2 separate regions of the Homo sapiens genome follow, and region 2 is linked to region 1. A link is a contact called in ENCODE Hi-C data. All regions are on one chromosome and are shown on one strand. Each heading gives the region's core, a stretch centred on a gene start or an enhancer-like site at or near the end of the contact. The rest is flanking DNA. Distances are from core to core; before and after follow the strand shown.

Region 1 (4,151 bases), core at 638-3,137:
AGGGGGCAGAGGTTGCTGTGAGCTGAGATCATTGCAGTGAGCTGAGATCACGCCACTGCACTCCAGCCTGGGTGACACAGCCAGACTCTGTCTCAAAAAAAGGCTGGGTACGGTGGCTCATGTCCATAATCCCAGCACTTTGGGAGGCCGAGGAAGGCGGATCACCTGAGGTCAGGAGTTTGAGACTGGCCCTGCCAACTTGGCGAAACCTCGTCTCTACTAAAAATACAAAAATTAGCTGTGCATGGTGATCCCAGCTACTGGAGAGGCTGATGCAGGAGAATCGCTTGATCTGGGAGGCAGAGGTTGCAGTGAGCCGAGATGATGCCACTGCGCTCTCCAGACTGGGTGACGGAGTGAGACTCTGTCTCAAAAACAAAACAAACTGGAAATCATTACAAGATCTGTTAAGAGTCCATTCCTATCCACCTTGACTATGTCTCTCAAGTATATTTTAATTTAAAATTTATCTGTTTTGAACAGTTTTAGGAAAATCAATTTAAAGTATTCTTCTCCATAACCCTCAAAAAGGGAGAACAGGTGGCAAGAATTTTCAAGGGCCTCAAAGATGAACTTACTGCCCAAGAGGCTTGTGTTTTAGAACCTCACAATTTGCACTTGCGCTTTTGTGGTATTTAGGAATTACAATATCCTAAAAAACGTAAACATTAAAAAGCATCATGATAAGGAGATATTGTTAAACAGGCATGATAATGGTATTGTGGTTGTGTTTTTAAAAAGTCCTCATTTGTTAGATACAGACAATTATTTACAAGTGAAATAAGATGTCTGGGATTCCTTTGAAATACGTACTTCAGCACACTCACAAACATGCACAAAGCGGGGTGGAGATAAAAGAAATGACTGGCCTTAAGTTGGTAACTCTTGAAGCTGGATGATGGGTATACATCATTACACCGTTCTATTTTAATGTATTTTGGAAACTTTCCATAATAAAAAGATAAAAAGCATTATCTTAAGATAGATATCACTCATTTTAAGCATGATTCTTTTGAGAGATTATCTTCAGATGCTTAATGAAAGATCTGATATAACAAAGTAAAATGTTTTTGCAAGTTTATGAAGGGTAGATATGAAAAAGTATTACAAATGAGAAAAATCAGTTAAAAGTGAACACTCACAAAACAAATATTTAGGGAATGCTAATATATATATATTCCAGCAGTGAAAACACCAAAGTGCAGCTGTAAACCTAAAACTCCAAACCAAATACAATTCAACTTCTTTCTAGCCACTGCGTATGCAAGATCATGATAGGCGCAGGTGTCTGGGGAGGCAGAGCATTTAACCATTACATTTTACAGTTAAAATCAATAGCCAGGAGAATGGGGGCAGGAACTTGGTGGCTGGGCAGACGCTCCAGGGGCAAACGCCTGGGATCGTGGCTTTGTCACTTACAGGATGGGACCTTTCCAAGCCTCAGTTCCTCCAGAGGGGATAACAGTACCTACCTTACAGGGTTGTTAGGAGATTTAATTATAAGAATGCATGCAAATAACAAGCAGCTCTTAACTGATAGGACCTGATGGTGTTACTGTTAAGGACGGAGATTTTTACAGCCTCCCGGGTGAGATAAGAACGCCAGCTGCTAGGAAAAAAAAAAAAAAGACTCAGCGCGGTCTCCGCCCGCCCGTCTCCAAGCCTGAGGCGCAGGCCTATGGGATGCACGGGCTTCTTTTAGGCGCCCGTTTCAGGCTCCAGTCCCACTCTCCGCTCAGCCTAGGGCCCAGCCTCTGGCCGTCGGAACCAGTAGAGACGGCGGTTCCTCGGGTCCAACCCCCGGGCAGGAATCTGCGGTGCGCCTGGAGAGAGAAGCATCCGCAACAACCTCCGCCTCAGCCAGGCCCGGGTTCCATCCGGGTTCTCCAGGGTGCTTCCCGCCCGCAAACTGGGAGAGGCGTCTCCCACACGCAGGCGCAGTAGCAAAGGGCTGTGGGATGGGCTGGCTGGCTTGAGTATTGAGCATGCGCGCTAGCCCTTCCCAATTTTTTTTTTAAGATTGTGTACGTGGAACAAGAAATCGTTTGTTTATTGTGTCTGCCAGAGAGGATGAACTGTACAATTTCAGGAATGGAAGGGGCTGTAAACTCCACATAGTTCTTTTTAACATGCAGAGCACTTAAACTTTTATATTGTGTCGGGCTTTGAGCTTGGAGATAAAACGCCTGATAATTGCCATGTTCCATGTGGAATAAATGAGAGAAAAAGAGAAGGAAGCTCATTGTAATTTCAGATTAGACATTTCAGCAGTGGAGGATGAGCTTCCATAGCTTGTGTACTGTTGCCTATGCAAGCTGATCCCACTTTCCGTAAGTGGGAGCATAGGGATGAATTTCCATGTCATCATCATATATCTGAAATATTTTTATTTTAAATTCTTTCAACAACATGATTTCAAAGAAATAAACCCATATTAGAGAGGTTTTAGAGAAAAATCCCAAGTAGAAACTAGGAAACGTTGTTGAAAGAAACCGGAATATAGCCCTTTCCTGTTTGGGGGTCTTTCCAGAATTCTTATAAACTTAATGAGTTTACTCATTTTTGTACAATCTTGTTAGAAGCATTCCATAAGACTAGTGTGTGTGAGGAGTGGTGGGGCGTCAACGAATGTGGGCCAGATACATCATTTTCAGGTGTTAAGGGTGAGCCTGGTAAATATTGACGGGCTGCTGAAGTTTTTTGTGGATGGAAGAAACTGCTAAAGACCAGCCTTGTTGGTCAAGAAATTAGGGCCTTCAATACTAGAGAAAGGGGTAGGCTTCAGAATCCCACAGCTAGCTTCATGTCCTGACTCCAACGGTTAGGATTTGTGCAGGTTACTTGGAGTTAATTCCATGTGCTTTTTGTAAAACTTACATATCATCCATTACCCCATGAAATTCTTTTGAGGAAGGAGATAACATTATGACAATTACAGTACATAATTCTCGCACTCAAAAGGCAGCTATTATTGAGATAATAAAATCAAAGCTCAATCTGAGTAATGTCCTAGGCATTATGTTTTTTTCTTTTTTTTTTTTTTTTTTTTTTGAGACAGGGTCTCATTCTGTTGCCCAGGCTGGAGAGCAGTGGCGCAATCTCAGCTCACTGTAACTTCTTGAACCGGGTTCAAGCAATTCTCATGCCTCAGCCTCCTGAGTAGCTGGGATTATAGGCGTGTGCCACCATGCCCAGCTAATTTTCGTATTTTTCATAGAGACAGGGCTCTGCTATGTTGGCCAGGCTGGCTAGGCATTACTTTTCCAAAATAAAACAGAAGACATGATTCTGGATATTACAGAATTCTTCCTAAATCTAAGTAAACCAGGCCTCATAGAAGAGGGAAAGAGGTCCAGAAAGGTTAGGTGACAAGATGCTGAAATTTTCTTAAACTCACAGAAGCTAATCCAGGTTCCCCTCCCTGTCCCATAAACAACTTTTCTGCCAAATATTAGAAATAATGCTACAAACCACTCACAGTTAAGTATTGTCATTTATGTATCTTTAACAAAAGATAAAATACAAAACGGACACAACATCAGCCTTTATGTTGAACCACCCTGTTTAGGTAGGAAAATGAACATTGTTTTTCATTCTTAAAGTAAATAGGAATTAAATCTATTTGCATTGCTGTTTAATTTCATACCAATCTAAAGCTCGACACTATGTATATCCAAAGTACTTGACAATTTGACTCAGTTACTCACACCACTGTTTCTGAGATGCTGACTTAATGCAGTATCCTACAGGTGGTTTTTGGTAGTTTAGAAAAGCCAGTGAGTGGGCTGTTAAAAGTTGATATACTGATGTCAGAGGTTTTGTTAGGCTGTTTTCACTGATTCTACTGTCAGTATTATCTTCACAGTGTTCTGAGAAGAGGCTTCAGGATCATGGCAATCTATTACTAATATCCCTAGAAGCTATCCTTATAATTCTTTCAATAAACCAACTTCAGGTTTTGTTTTTTTGCAAATTTTACAAACAAAGTAACAGCTGCTGGCTATAAATATTAGGATATTCTACAATTTAAAAAATCTAATATTCATGATTGTTACATAGGGGCAATCACAATGAAAACAAACGGTAATGTAAACCATATCCTCTATGATAAAGGAAAGGATTTCTACACCTAGACTTATGTCCAGAATGGT
Region 2 (4,151 bases), core at 705-3,204, 3.0 Mb after region 1:
CTGACCTCATGATCCACCCGCGTCGGCCTCCCAAAGTGCTGGAATTACAGGCTTGAGCCACCACACCAGGCCCCAATTGTTCTTAATAACTCACAGACTCAAGTCTGGCTGTGCCAAAACTCATGCTTGTAATCACTATGAAACTGAAAGATAACGTATGGTCTCCATGATTAGGACAATATTCCAATCTGCCTGGTCAAGGGATACTAATGAAAGAGAAGATCTTGAAGAACATGGTTTATTCAACACATCAAACATAAGACTTTGTGATCTCAATCTACAAATTGTTTTCTGAAGTTACAAAATTCAGCAGAGACATGGGGGCCATGAAAGTCCAATTCCATGGCTCTAGTTTGCCACATTTTCCTTATCTACAACAAAGGAGTAAGTGACTAAGAGTCATCTATTATCTAATAATACTTTCCAGCTAAGAGTCATCTATTGTATAATAATACTTTCCAGCTTTGAGCAGGGTGTTCCACAAGTATCAGGAAAGCAGAAATCAGGTACATTCTAACTTAATGTTTTGTTTCAAAACCCGATCATAGTGACGGGTGCACAGTAGCCAGTCAATAAATTGTTATTAGATAAATGTTGGAAAAAAGCTTTCTGAACAAGCACTTTGTAGTATTTGCAGGGCTGGGCCTAGGGCGAAGCAAATGAGGCTCCTGTCTTGGCACAGAATTTAAGGGGCATCAAAAAATTCCCTTGGCTTCGGGCTCCAGTATGGTTCAGCACAACGTTATTACTGATCCTGTTCTTACGAAAATTGTAGATGTTTCACTTATCATAAATTATTTTGCACCAGTGTTGCCCCAGCCCTGATTACACACACTCTTCCTGATAACTTCCTGCCACTTACTACCTGTTTTATCACATGTAAGTTACTGAAAGTGTTCTGAGACTGAGTTTCCTTATCGGTAAAATGGGAATAAGAATTTTTAATTTATCATACTGTTGTAAGGAGCGAATCAGGTGGCATGTGTGCAATCTCTGACTCAGTGCACAGCATAAAATTGGAGCTCAATAAACATTACTTCCCTTGCCTGACAAGAGAAGTGTCTGTTAAATCGTTTCTTCACGTGGTTAATTATTTTGCTTAGTTTTTCTTCCCCAAGAAGATCAACCAATCCTTACAGGATCTCTCATTCAAACTGGTTATTTCTCCCAACAAGTTGCCTCTCGGGCAGATTGTCTGAGCTCAGGGGTTCGAGACCAGCCTGGGCAATGTGGCAAAACCCTGTCTCTACTAAAAATACAAAAAATTAGCCAGGCGTGGTGGCACACTCCTGTAATCCCAGCTACTCAGGAGGCTGAGGCAGGAGAATCACTTAAGCCTGGGAGGCGGGAGGTTGCAGTGAGTCAAGTTCGTGCTACTGCACTCCAGCCTGGGCAACAGAGCAAAACTCTGTCTCAAACACACACACACACACACACACACACACACACAAAGGTGCCTCTATATGATGCCGAGATATCAGTTGATTCAGAAAAGTCAGACAGATAAAATGGCAGCCAAATGTTGCTTTATTATTGAGATGGACTAATACCATTCATGGTTTCCACCTTGTGGTTTTGTCAGCCTATCTGAGAGACACAATCCAGATACAGTAGAAACTCTCTTACTAGACTCAGTAGATTAATGCAAATTCTCGAGCACCTCTGCAAAACCTACTGACTAGTGGCCAGGGCAGGCTGAATGTTTGAGGCTTGTATGTGACTTCCTGGAATGCCCACACACTTCTGCTGCCTCCAGCTGTGTTGCATGCTTACTAAGAGTGTGTTTGTAATTAGACAGTAAAATTTAATACACAAGGCAAAGAAAACTTAGGGCAAAAAGGGAGAAAAGTTGCTATTTCTATGAGAACTAAGTTGAATGCTTTGGGAAAACAATCAATAAAGGCAACGTAAGCCAAAAATATTAAAAAATGACTCAGGCAAGGAGCCTGTCTTCCTGGATTCACAAGGAAGTAGAGGATTTCAGGAACTGATGCAATTTTAATACAAAGTAGAAAGTGGTGCCTGCTACAAGAAAATCACACCTAAATTTCTATGCAAATAGATTACAGTTTGGAGCTTAGGGGTTACAATTCTAACATTCAGTTAGATTCAGAGATTTAATTTCTAAATCCTAATTAAAACTGATTTATTTCCAGCCGAGCACGGTGGCTCACACCTGTAATCCCAGCACTCTGGGAGACCGAGGCGGGCGGATCACTTGAGGTCAGGAGTTCAAGACCTGCCTAGTTAACATGGCAAAACCCTGTCTCTACTAAAAATACAAAAATTAGCCAGGCGTGCTGGTGGGTGCCTGTAATCCCAGCTACTCGGGAGGCTGAGGCAGGAGAATCGCTTGAACTGGGAGGCGGAAGTTGCTGTGAGCCGAGATTGCGCCTCTCCACCACTCCAGCCTGGGCGACATAGTGAGAGATTCTGTCTCAAAAAACATAAAAATAAACTGATTTATTTTCTATAATAAATCTAGAAAAGGCTAACATGCCATTCTGCAAATAAAACCAGTGGAACTTAGAATGTTGCAATACTGAGAATATATTTTTTTAAAAAAAAACGTGTATAATTCTCATTTCATCATAAAACCTCGGGCTGAATCTAGCTGTACTTTCCTAAGATTGCAATAAATCTACTAATTGCAATGACTATTCCTCAAGAATTTAATGAGCGTGGTTTACTGGCAAATTCATTTCTACCTTTCAGCTGGGTGGTCTTGGGCTCTTGCTAAGCCTCTCTGACCGTCAGTTTTCTCCTATGTAAAACTGTGGATAACAACACTTATTTCATGAGGATGCTGTGAGAATTAAATGAAACAATTTATGTAAGCGCTGGCACATGGTAGTTACCCTTCTCTGCCGCAAGGCAGTGCCCCCACGGGTTTAATTAAAGCTTTGGCTCTTTGCCTCTCAGTGAACAAAAAACTTTGAGTGTCATAATTAATGGATGAAGTCCAAAAAAATAGAATGTCAAAACCACGCGCAGGATAAAAACGAATAAGCTGGCACCCTTTTCAAATTCCTAGGCTCATTTCCCCCCCTAAATTTAGACAGGGTTGGCTGCTTGAAAAATGGCGTGAGCCTGCCATCTAGTGGCTACATGGAGGAACACCAAACCCCTTGTGTTCAGGAACCAGAGCTAGAGAATCTTTCCAAAAGGCATCTCTAATTTTAAAAACACCCCCTCAACACAAGATTTGATTGGCAGCAACATGCCAACTTCCTTAATCACAGCAACGAAACTACTAACACATTCTTCGAGTTCTCCTCCACTGTGTGCCCCACATTCCCAGCCAAGGCCTTGCTGTTCTGTGGTCTCACAGGCTTTCACCCTGTCAAAACCAGCTGTCAGTCAGCTGTTACATTAAAAAGAATCTGATTCATTTACTTTGTAATCTTATTAAAAATAATTCCTACTGCAAAGTATCCCCATGGGGATTTGCATTTTGATTTGATTTCACTTAGATACTATTTGACTTTGCGTTGGGTTTTACTATGTATTTAGCTAAGGATGCAATTCTTCAAGGCAGTGTCTCTCCAGCTGCATCAAAGTGCATCAGAATATTCTGGAGGGCTTTTTAAAGCTCAGAATATGGGGGCCCCATCACTACACTTTCTGACAATGTGACTTTCTAATGAGTTCCCAGATACTATTGAAGGAAATCAAAATTTTTTACCCCAAAGTATATTTACTTGACATATTTTGGGAGATAGATGGTTGTCAAAGAGCCCGCAAACAGAAGTGGCCCTGCAAGGCTATCTTTAGTGGGGAAGATTTGCATCTGTAGAGAATCTACATTAATGCAGCTAGGTCCTCCCTTGTCCAGATGTAGGAAGATTACCTGAGAGTCTGACACCTTTAAACATCAGAAAGAAACATTTACCACCTATCTCTCTGAAGGTTGCTACTTTGTTACCTAACAAGATCACCTTTTCTAAACAAGCCACTTCTTCTCCCCGTCCCATAACCTGTCTTGCCACTATAACCTGATTGACCACCATAACCTGGTTTCGGCCATGCAGTGAGCCTTCATTATTTCTGTAAGCTCAAGTTGCATTCCATTACGGGGTTGGGCAGTCACACTGTAGTCCTTCCCACGTACACGTTAATAAATTTTGTATGCCTTTTCTCTAATTAATCTG

The links. Hi-C counts contacts between places; a loop is a spot of excess contacts on that map. Pooled maps may share reads with other maps.
Region 2: a loop to region 1 is called in a pooled map, with 2.3 times the contacts of the local background. The contact joins the enhancer-like site here to the promoter of FAM200C in region 1. A Hi-C loop is called at or near these places in 1 of 50 pooled maps.

Annotation. Positions count from the first base shown.
Region 1 is chr5:160,398,167-160,402,317 of GRCh38, forward strand. FAM200C (family with sequence similarity 200 member C) reads right to left here and starts at 1,888. Exons shown (of 2, transcript NM_022090.5): 1 at 1,473-1,888. It overlaps SLU7 (spliceosome associated SLU7), which reads right to left. Exons shown (of 16, transcript NM_006425.5): 16 at 3,475-4,151. RefSeq lists enhancers at 30-529, 849-1,534, 1,428-1,577.
Region 2 is chr5:163,405,542-163,409,692 of GRCh38, forward strand. All of the region lies in intron 1 of LOC105377700 (a long non-coding RNA gene), which reads right to left. Among named protein-coding and RNA genes, the nearest start is that of CCNG1, 30 kb to the right of the region's middle. RefSeq lists a silencer at 1,508-1,707. Within about 2 kb of position 1,955, at least 3 of the 41 ENCODE cell types and tissues checked have a DNase peak (open chromatin) inside an H3K27ac peak, as active enhancers do.